2 separate regions of the Homo sapiens genome follow, and region 1 is linked to region 2. Evidence: chromatin contacts called from ENCODE Hi-C or POLR2A ChIA-PET data. All regions are on one chromosome and are shown on one strand. The core of a region is the stretch at or near the end of the contact, and the rest is flanking DNA. Distances in the headings are between cores, read along the strand shown.

The links. Hi-C counts contacts between places; a loop is a spot of excess contacts on that map. ChIA-PET counts read pairs that join two places held with the same protein, here RNA polymerase II (POLR2A). Pooled maps may share reads with other maps.
Region 1: a loop to region 2 is called in a map of CD4-positive, alpha-beta memory T cell, with 10 times the contacts of the local background. The contact joins the promoter of CAMK1D here to the promoter of ATP5F1C in region 2. A Hi-C loop is called at or near these places in 1 of 168 maps with a recorded cell type or tissue (CD4-positive, alpha-beta memory T cell) and 5 of 50 pooled maps. POLR2A ChIA-PET finds 5 or more read pairs at or near these places in 1 of 52 experiments (T-cell).

What each region holds. Positions count from the first base shown.
Region 1 is chr10:12,346,926-12,351,670 of GRCh38, reverse strand. CAMK1D (calcium/calmodulin dependent protein kinase ID) reads right to left here and starts at 2,124. Exons shown (of 11, transcript NM_153498.4): 1 at 1,761-2,124. The coding sequence starts at 1,852. RefSeq lists enhancers at 976-1,135, 1,310-1,809 and silencers at 1,846-1,935, 2,106-2,665, 2,706-2,965.
Region 2 is chr10:7,785,646-7,790,005 of GRCh38, reverse strand. ATP5F1C (ATP synthase F1 subunit gamma) reads right to left here and starts at 1,829. Exons shown (of 10, transcript NM_001001973.3): 1 at 1,743-1,829. The coding sequence starts at 1,798. It overlaps KIN (Kin17 DNA and RNA binding protein), which reads left to right and starts at 2,013. Exons shown (of 13, transcript NM_012311.4): 1 at 2,013-2,186. The coding sequence starts at 2,073. RefSeq lists enhancers at 745-1,288, 1,741-2,060.

The sequences.
Region 1 (4,745 bases), core at 875-3,374, 4.6 Mb before region 2:
CTTGGAGCCTCAGCAGCCCCGCCACTGCAGAGGTGCAGCTGCACGAGTCAGTCAGGGGACAGGGCATCAGTCACCCGGAGGCTACAGGCAGGAAGCCAGTGTGGGGGGCTCGGGTGGGAACAAGCCACGGACAGGAAAGCATTCACACAGGGTGGGTCCCCATGCTCTCCCATCTCCTCATTGGCGGCCACAGTGCGGGTCCTGGATGACAAGCAAAGGCCATGCTTTCTTGTCTCTCAGTAACTTGAGCATCTCAGAATCACAACCCCAAACCCGAATAAACCTCAGTGGCAATTTTCAAAAGTTTTGACCCAAACTAACCCCTTACCTGGCTGCACTAAGAGGCAACCCCAAACCCCTATTTATTAAAAAGCTACATCTTTTTCTGTTTTCATTCCAACAAAGATAGCAAATAGGTGCCCTCCCTGAAAGGCAACAACCACAGCAGGGAGACCCCACTCTAGTCCTCAGCGTGCGCCTTCCCGGGAATCAGAAGCAGGACTGGGAAAGCCACCCTCACAACTTCTCTCCGGGGGACCCCCTGCAGATCTGCGTGGGGGTGAGGGGAAATGACTGAACAGCAGCAGACGCCGAGCCTGGAGGTGAAGACAAGCTGGGTAATGTGGTGCTGGAAAAAAGAAACCAAGCACAAAAACAAGCACACGGAAAAAAAGGAGGAAGGAAAGAAAGGGCACCCAACAACGCACTGATTTATCCCATGAAATAGCTCCCCTTTCTCTTCCCAGCCTAATCAACACCTCCATGAACCCCTGCAAAATGGGCATTTCTGACTGCACACCTGTGCGTGAATCCACACTGACAGATACTGATGCAGAGCAAATACTGATTGTGTGAGGGAAGGAAATAACTTGAACTTCAGACTCATTCGGCAGGTCCTGATTCTCTTTCACTATCAGCCTCCCCACCTATTCTGAGCCGCTCCGAAACAAAACAAACAAGACCCAACTCCTGGGCAGAAAGGGAACAGCAGCTGAGCTGAGCAGCACATGCTTGGAGCGTTCCTGCCATCGACTTCGGATTATTTCTGCTTTCTTGAGACACAGCCATCAGCATGGGACTCGATGCAGCCCGGAGAGAGCACCGCCCGCGCAGCGACGCGCACAGACCCTCCCTTGGAGACGCGCTCCCCGGCGCGTGCGGCCGAGCCCGCGTGAAATGCACAGACCCTCCGGTGAGGCTCTGCCCACGTGTGACCCTGAGCACTGCGAAGCCCTTCCCTTCCATCCTCGCGTGGCCACCCAAAGTCTTGCCTACACCTCGTACGTGCAGATGCCAATTCCATAGAAATACATGATGTAAGGACAGAAATGGGAACGACTGGAGGCTGATCTTCTCGTGACCACGTCTCGCCAACGCGGTGCGCCCATGCACACGGCGAGTAAACGCACACAGCCGGTAAACAGCCATCCCCACCATGCTCAGCCCACAGTCACGCGTGGGGAGAAGGCAGCGGAGAGGGCGGCGGTGGCAGGAGAAGTGGGAAGTCGCGCGCCCGCGTGGGCTGCTCCCTGACAGCCCGGCGCTGCCCCCTCCCCCTCCCGGGAACGGCGCCCACCCGGGGGTCGCAGGCCCACGCGTCGGGCGCGCTCGGGGGGGCTCCGCAGCGCCGAGAACGGGACAATGAGGACGCGGTGACAGGCTGGGTTTCTGCCGCGGTAGTGGCGGCGGCGGCAGCTGGAGCTGCCCGTGCAGCCCCTGCCGCGGCCACCTCCACCCTCGCCTCCCCGGTCCCCACTTACGTTCCGAGGGTCTCTTTGAACTCGAAGATCTTCTTGATGTCTTCAGCTTGCTTTTTCCAGGAGGAGCTGCTCTCGCCGTTCTCCCGGGCCATGGCCGACGAGCGCGGCGCGGAGGAGCGGCCGGGGGCGCGCTGGGGAGGGGGCGCCGGGGGCGCGGCGCGGGCGCAGAGGCGGCGGGGATGCCGGGCGGCTCGGGCTGCGGCGCAGCTTCCTCCTCTGCAGTTTCCTCTTTCGCTCTCGCCGCCGCCGCCGCGGCCGCGGTCCCTCCCTGGCTCTTATTTCTGCTGTTCTCGGGCACAGACTTCCTGCCGCCGCCGCGCGCCGGCTCCTTTGCCGCCGCCTGCCAGCCTCACTTTCTGCTACTTTCTTGCCTCCCTCCCGCTCCCTCCCTGCCGCCCGCCGCGCTCCCCCCCACCTCGCGCCTCCTCCCCCTCCTCCCCCTCCTCCCCCTCCCGCGGGCTCCCCGCCCTCTCCGTGCGCCCCGGCCGCTCCCCGCCTCCAGCGCGCCGCCTTCGGGGATGTCCCGCTCCCCTCCCAAGAGCGCCGGGCCACGGCCGTCGTGCCCCCTGGAGCCCCGGCGAGGGCGGGTACGGGCCCCCGGCAGGTGCGGGGCGCACGCGGGAGAGCCCCAGCCCCTCCGGGAGCTGGAAACGGAGCCCAGTCTGGGGGCGCCGGGGCTTTCCCGTCTCCGGCGGGAGGGGGCGCCTCTGCGTGGCTCGGAAGCGCCGGGCGGGCGGGGGTGCGCGGCGGCCGGATGCGGGGCGCCGAGGGCGGGGCGCCTTCCCGCGCTGTGGCCTGTGGCCCGGGGGACCCGAGGGGCAAGGCGTGGGGTGGGGGGGGTGGGGGCCGGTTGTTATGGCGACGGGCGGCGGCGGCGGCTGGGATGGAGGCGGAGGCGGGCGGGAGCTCATTCGCATTGCACCAAATCGGTTTCACGTCAGTTTCGGGACAGACCCGCGAGGAGCAAGCCGGGGAGCCTCTGGGCGGGTACGCGCAGGACGCGCCAGCAGCTGCCTCGTGGTCCCTTTGCGAGCAAAACTCCCGGGGGTGTTTGGCAGCCGCGCGGGCGCCCTGGTGCTGGGCTGGAGCGGCCGGCGGGCCTGGCCGGCCTGGTTGCCCTGGCTCACGCTTGGCCCCTTCTGGCATCTCCCTGTCTCCTCCCAGAGACTCAGTGGAAAGAAGTGATCGTCTGCCCCGCAGTCCCCTCGAAGGAGGAGCCCACCCGCGGCTGGCTTAGTAGGGTGTCCGGGTTGCGGGGCAGGCACCTGCTTTCCTATGGACTGCCAAAACTAACCCAGAGAATTCCCTCCGGACTCCCATCTCCCAGCTGTACTTTGGCCTGCCCGCCCCACTCCTGGTGTCCACCTGTCAGAGGGCAGCCCACGTGCTCCAGTTCCCTGGTCCCCAACCTGCAGGGGCGACCTCTTGATCGGAAAATTTTAGATTTCTTGGTATCAACACTTCGCCTCCCTCAGGGCCTCTCCTCGTAGTTGGGTAAACAGCTCTGTCTCTTGACTGGGGACACCTGTCCCATTTTCCCAGGACTGTTCCAATTTCACTGTAAAAGGAAAAAAAAAATCTGCTCCCTGAATAGGAAACTTCATCCAGCACCTTGTGCCTAGTTCTGACTCTGGCTGAAGTGGAGGCAGCCCAGCTGCTCTCCCTCAGCCCCTACTCTGACCCTAAAGAGGTCAGACGACACCCTGGCATCCCCATTCCTGGGACCTCCATGCTAGTTTCCATCTTTCAAAGACGGTTAGCTTAAGGTTTTCCAAACTGAGAAGAGCAAAGAGGGGATTTACTTGCCGGTTAGATGTAGAATAAATCCACAAACCCAATTTCCAACACGGATGGGTGAGAAGAATTACTAAGGAACCTCTCTTATACTTGAGGCACATTACCAAAGTTCAAGGCAAACAGCATCCCCTTCAATAAGAAACATTTGAAAAACTATCATGTATTTTACTTGTGCCAAAGGTTAGATAATACAAACAGTGGGAACCAGGGCATAAGTCAACTAAGATCCCAACTGTCGCTTTCTCATGCCTACAGTCAGCATCTTCTTGTCCTTTCTTTCTCCTTCCCTTCCTCCCACTGTGTTTCCTTCTCCTCTTTTCCTATTTGGTTCTCTGCTATGTTGCCCTTGCTGCCTGGCCTCAGGAACAGCCGCCAGAGCTCATGAAAACAATTCTCATTCTCAGCTATTATCCCCACAGCTGAAGAAGTGCTGATTCTCTACTACCCGGCCATAAAAAAGAATGAAATCATGTCTTTTGCAGCAACGCAGTTGGAACTGAAGGCCATTATCTTAGGTGAAATAACTCAGAAACAGAAAGTCAAATACCACATGTTCTCACTTAGAAGTGAGAGCTAAGGCTAGGCATGGTGGCTCACGCCTGTAATCCCAGCACTTTGGGAGGCCTAGGCCAGTGGATCACCTGAGGTCAGGAGTTCAAGACCAGCCTGGCCAACATGGTGAAACTCTATTAAAAATAAAAATTAGCCAGGCATGGTGGCACATGCCTGTAATCCCAGCTACTCAGGAGGCTGAGGCAGGAGAATCACTGTAACCTAGGAGGTTGCAGTGAGCGAAGATTGCACCATTGCACTCCAGCCTGGCGACAGAGCAAGACTCCATCTCAAAAAAAAAAAAAGGAGAAGAAGTGGGAGCTAAATAATGTGTATATGTGGACAGAGAGTGTGGAATAATGACATTGGAGTGGGGTAGGGGAAGGGATGAGAAATTAACTAATGGGCATGGTGTACCCTATTCTGGTGATGGTTAAGCTAAAAGCCCAGACCTCACCACTACGCAATATATCCATGTAACAAAACTGCACTTGTACCCCTAAATCTATAAAAATAACCATTAGAAAAAAAGAAAGAAGGCAATTTTACAGGAACAGTAAAGATGAAGGGAAAGCAAATGAGAACTTCCACGTGGCCTGTGGCCGTGACTTTTCCTACCAGGCTATAAGCTCCATG
Region 2 (4,360 bases), core at 580-3,079:
TGTTGATTGATGATTTATAAAACCAATATTCCAAAGGGATTAAGGTCAGGATTAGGACCTTTATATGCTGATTGTGGTTCCGATTTAAGCTCCTAACAGTAGTTGTCTTGAACTGAGAGCTCTTATTTAAAACAATCCTTCACTAAAAGAGCTTCAAATTATCTTACAGGTGCTTTAAAAAAAGATATTTCTAAAATTTTTTGTAAAATATTGTCTTTGTTTCAGAAACTATTTCCACTTTTTTAAAGATCAACTTAGAAACTAAGGTTGTAAAAATACTGACAGATAACATTAATGCGTGGCAAGAAGGTAAGGCCAGGAGAGCTGATGTTCGCAGAGCACCACTGCATGCCAGGCACTGTCCCAGGAAACTGACTGAGACCTTATCTATTTGCTCACCATCACATTTGGGCACTTTCCAAGTACCACCGGGTGGAGTGGAAGCACTCAGCTAATGTCTGCTGAGTGGTTAACAAGTGGGACAATCTATACAACTGAGAATTCAACTACAGTGACCTTTTAATTCCCATGAATGTTCTTTTTCCATATTAGAGAAAAAAAAATCTGACTTCCAAGGCCAAGCCACCAAAAATTTTATGTGGCTAATTCACATCAGATATCATTCTGAAAATCTCGTATATTACTATCAGTTATTTGCTTAATGAAAAACCTATTTATTTCAACTAATGCTTTATGGTCCCTTCATATAAATTAGGATACGAAAATCTAGTTTAGCACTGTAGCGCCTTAGAAATCCTCCACACTGTTAAGAGCAGGGAATTGCTACGACACAGCCTAGAATCCCCTTAGCAGCGTGTCTGGAATTCTTCCAGATTCCGTCAAGCTTCAAAACTGAACAGCACCACCCACAAACCAACTTTTACCTGCCCATTCCCGGGCCTTCTAATATGCACTTCCCCCAGCCCAGGTCCCCCTACCCGGAACTAATGTTTAAAATTCTCGAGGCTCGTGGCACCCTTTAGTTGCATGTCAGTTAACAAATGCCACTTAAAAGCCCACCGAACTCCTCCCCCAGGACCTGGGGGCAATTTCATGACCTTGCAGGGTTACGGTTTCAGCAAGTGGTTTCAAGGTAGTGCTAGGTGTCCTTCCCTTCCCCGCCCTCAGACAGATCTGTACGGTCCCTTCTGCACCAAAACCACCCTCAGAGGCATCTAGGATGTTCGCCTTTGCTGTTGCAGCACCCAGCAAAGCGTCTGCAACACGGGAGGTGCTCGACGGCCGCGCTCTCTGACTCGATCGAATCTTAAAGGGTCACTCTGTCCAGCACTACAGGGTTTCAAAGGGCGTCAAGGACAAAAAGCACGACTTAACCTTCCCCTGGGCTATTGCTCAGGCTCCCGTCACCTTGCAGGCCCTGAGACTGGGGGCCTGGCTTGCAGTGGAAGTGGAAGCTCAGGAAGTGCTGATTAGCTGAGGGAACTCAAGACCGCCCAGACGTCAATTTGGACTCAGGCCGCAGTCCCGAGGTCCCAGGTGGCCCTCCGACCTCAGGGAACCGGGCGGGACCTTGCTCCGCCGGAGCCCGGCCCTGCGCACACCTTGCCCGACCTCAGAGCCGCTTCCTGCAGCCCCCGCTACCCGGCGCCTCCGACGGGCCAGGGGCCCAGCTAGGCCCTGCGACCCCACATCTGCCCCCGCGCCCATCTCCTCCTCCCTGCCCCGTGCCCAAGCTCTTCCATCCCTTGCGGTCCTGCCGATCTTCCCGCAAGCTGCCATACCATTGCGGCTGCAAGGTCCAGGCCGACAGCCCAGCGACACCCGCGCGAGAGAACATGGTAGCCACAGCCCTGCTGAAGGTCGGTCAGGCAGGCCTCAGCGCGCATGCGCCGAAGCTCCCCAGCGCGCCCCTCCCACCTTGCTCTCTTCTTCAGTCTCGTTTCTTCGCGCTACGGCGAGGGGAGTCTCGCGACCGTTGCAACCCAGTCTTCCCAGGCCCCACCTCCTTCCGCCTCTCAGCTGGGATTTGTCCCGCCCACCGCCGCCAGCCCGGTTCCGTTTCCGGCTGGCTGAGTACTGGGGTCCAGAAAGTGATCGCTGCCGTGGTCGCCATGGGGAAGTCGGATTTTCTTACTCCCAAGGCTATCGCCAACAGGATCAAGTCCAAGGGGCTGCAGAAGCTACGCTGGTATTGCCAGATGTGCCAGAAGCAGTGCCGGGACGAGGTGAGTGGGCCCGGAGTGGCCCCGTCTTCCCAGGAGGGCCCCTGGCAATCCAGGATCAGGTCCTGGACGCGGGGCTGAGGGCGCGGGGCTGGGGCTCCCGGGGTCCGGGTCGTGAGGCTTCTGAGGTCTGCAGTGGGCGAGTCAACTACTCAGCGCACGAGAGCCGTCCCTCCCCGCAGCCCCCGGGCCCAGCGGGCAGCCTGTGTTCTGCGACCCCTCATTCCTCCCCAGTCCGATCCCCACCACCAAAGAAATGAAATCAGAAAAGGTTTTGCACCCCTCACAGGGGCGGGGATACTGCAATACTAGACGCCCGGGCAATGCCAGTAACAGTCATCAGCTCTTACTTGACTTGACTCTTAAGAGAAACAGGGTGGTTAGGATTCACTCCTCTTTTGGGATCAGGTGAAAAAGGAGAGCTAAGCTCTTCCACACTACTCATCTAGCAAGCATTTATTGAGCACCTACACTGTACCGGGCACAGAATAATATTGTGGTTAAAATTATGGATTTATCTGGTTTATGGATATATCAGACTGTCAAAATTTAAAGTCAAGCAGGGCCACTTACCAACCGTGTGGTCTTGGGCAAGTTATTTACTTATATTCCCCTTTACTTATCTGTAAAGAGGGAATAATAATTTCACCTACTTGTAGGATTGTCGCTGAGTTTTAAATGAGTGAAGTATATATAGAGTGGCTCAAGGAGTCTGGGCAGATCTCGAAAAGCCTTATATGGCTACACTATGGAATTTACACTTTTCCCCATTAAAGAGGTGGTTGATTGAATGCTGTGCAGGCTAGTGATGTGATCATATTTTTCTCCGGAGATTGGACTGGATTGGGTAAGGGTGGAAGAACACTGAGGCAATTGGAATAATCTAATCCAGTGTTTCTGCAAGTGAAGGAAGAGGTATTTTAGGTAGGACTCATACTAATATTGATACAGTTACTCTCTTTAGTTCTATTAAGGAATACCTGTATATGCATTATCTAATGTCTTAGTCTGCTTGGACTGCCATATAAAGTGCAGTAGACTGGGTGGTTTAAATGACAGAAATTTATTTCTCACAGTTCTGGAGGCTGGGAAGTTCAAGATCAAGGTGCTGGCATGGTCAGATTCTAGTGAGGGTCCTCTTCTTGGTTTGCGAAACTGCCTCTATCCTCACAAAGCAGATAGAGCAAGCTCTAATAGAAACTTCTCTTCCTCTTTTTTTTTTTGAGATACGGTCCCACCCTGTTCATCATGCAGGCTCTACCCTTGTGACCTCATCTAAATCCAGTCATCTCCAAAGGCCCACCTTTTAATTCCATTCCCTTGGGGGTTAGGGTTCAATATATGAACTTTGAGGGGACGCAGACATGCAGTCTGTAACACCCAGACTTAACACTTTAAGTAATTTTGCCGTATTTACTTTTTAAAAAATATTTTAAGGTAAATACCAATATCAGGATATTTCACCTTTAAATACTTAAATAGGCATCTCTAAAATTTCAGGATACTTTTCTATATAACCATAGTATATGTCATCAACATAACACAATTAATAGAAGTTCCTCTTTATCATCTAATACACATTCACACTTCCTCAGTTGTCCTCCAACTGCTCCTTGAAATCAAGATTCGATCAAAAGCAATAGACTGTTATAGGTTTGGTTATTAGGACCTCCGCTCCCCTCTCCAGTCTCCCTCATCATCAACATCCTGCAACGAGGTGTTATATTTGTTACCATGGATGAAACTACATTGACACATCAGTATCATCCAGAATCCATAGTTTACATTAGGGTTCACTCTTGGTGTTGTACATCCTATGGGTTTTGACAAATGCATAATGATACGTATTCACCATTATAAAATCTCACAAAATAGTTTAACTGCCCAAAAAGTCCTCTGTGCTCTGAGTTATTAGGACTTTTAGTTTTCTCCAAATTTAATTTTCTCTATATTCTGAATTTAGAATATAACCCATTTTCCCTCCACCCCTTTTTCTTTTTTTTTTTTTTCTAGACAGAGTCTCACCTGTCTCACAGGCTGGAGTGCAGTGATGCGATCTCAGCTCACTGCAACCTTTGCCTCCCGGGTTCAAGTGATTCTCATGCCTCAGCCTCCCAAGTAGCTGTCCCAGCTACTTTACAGGCTGGGATTACAGGTGCCTGGCACCACACCTGGCT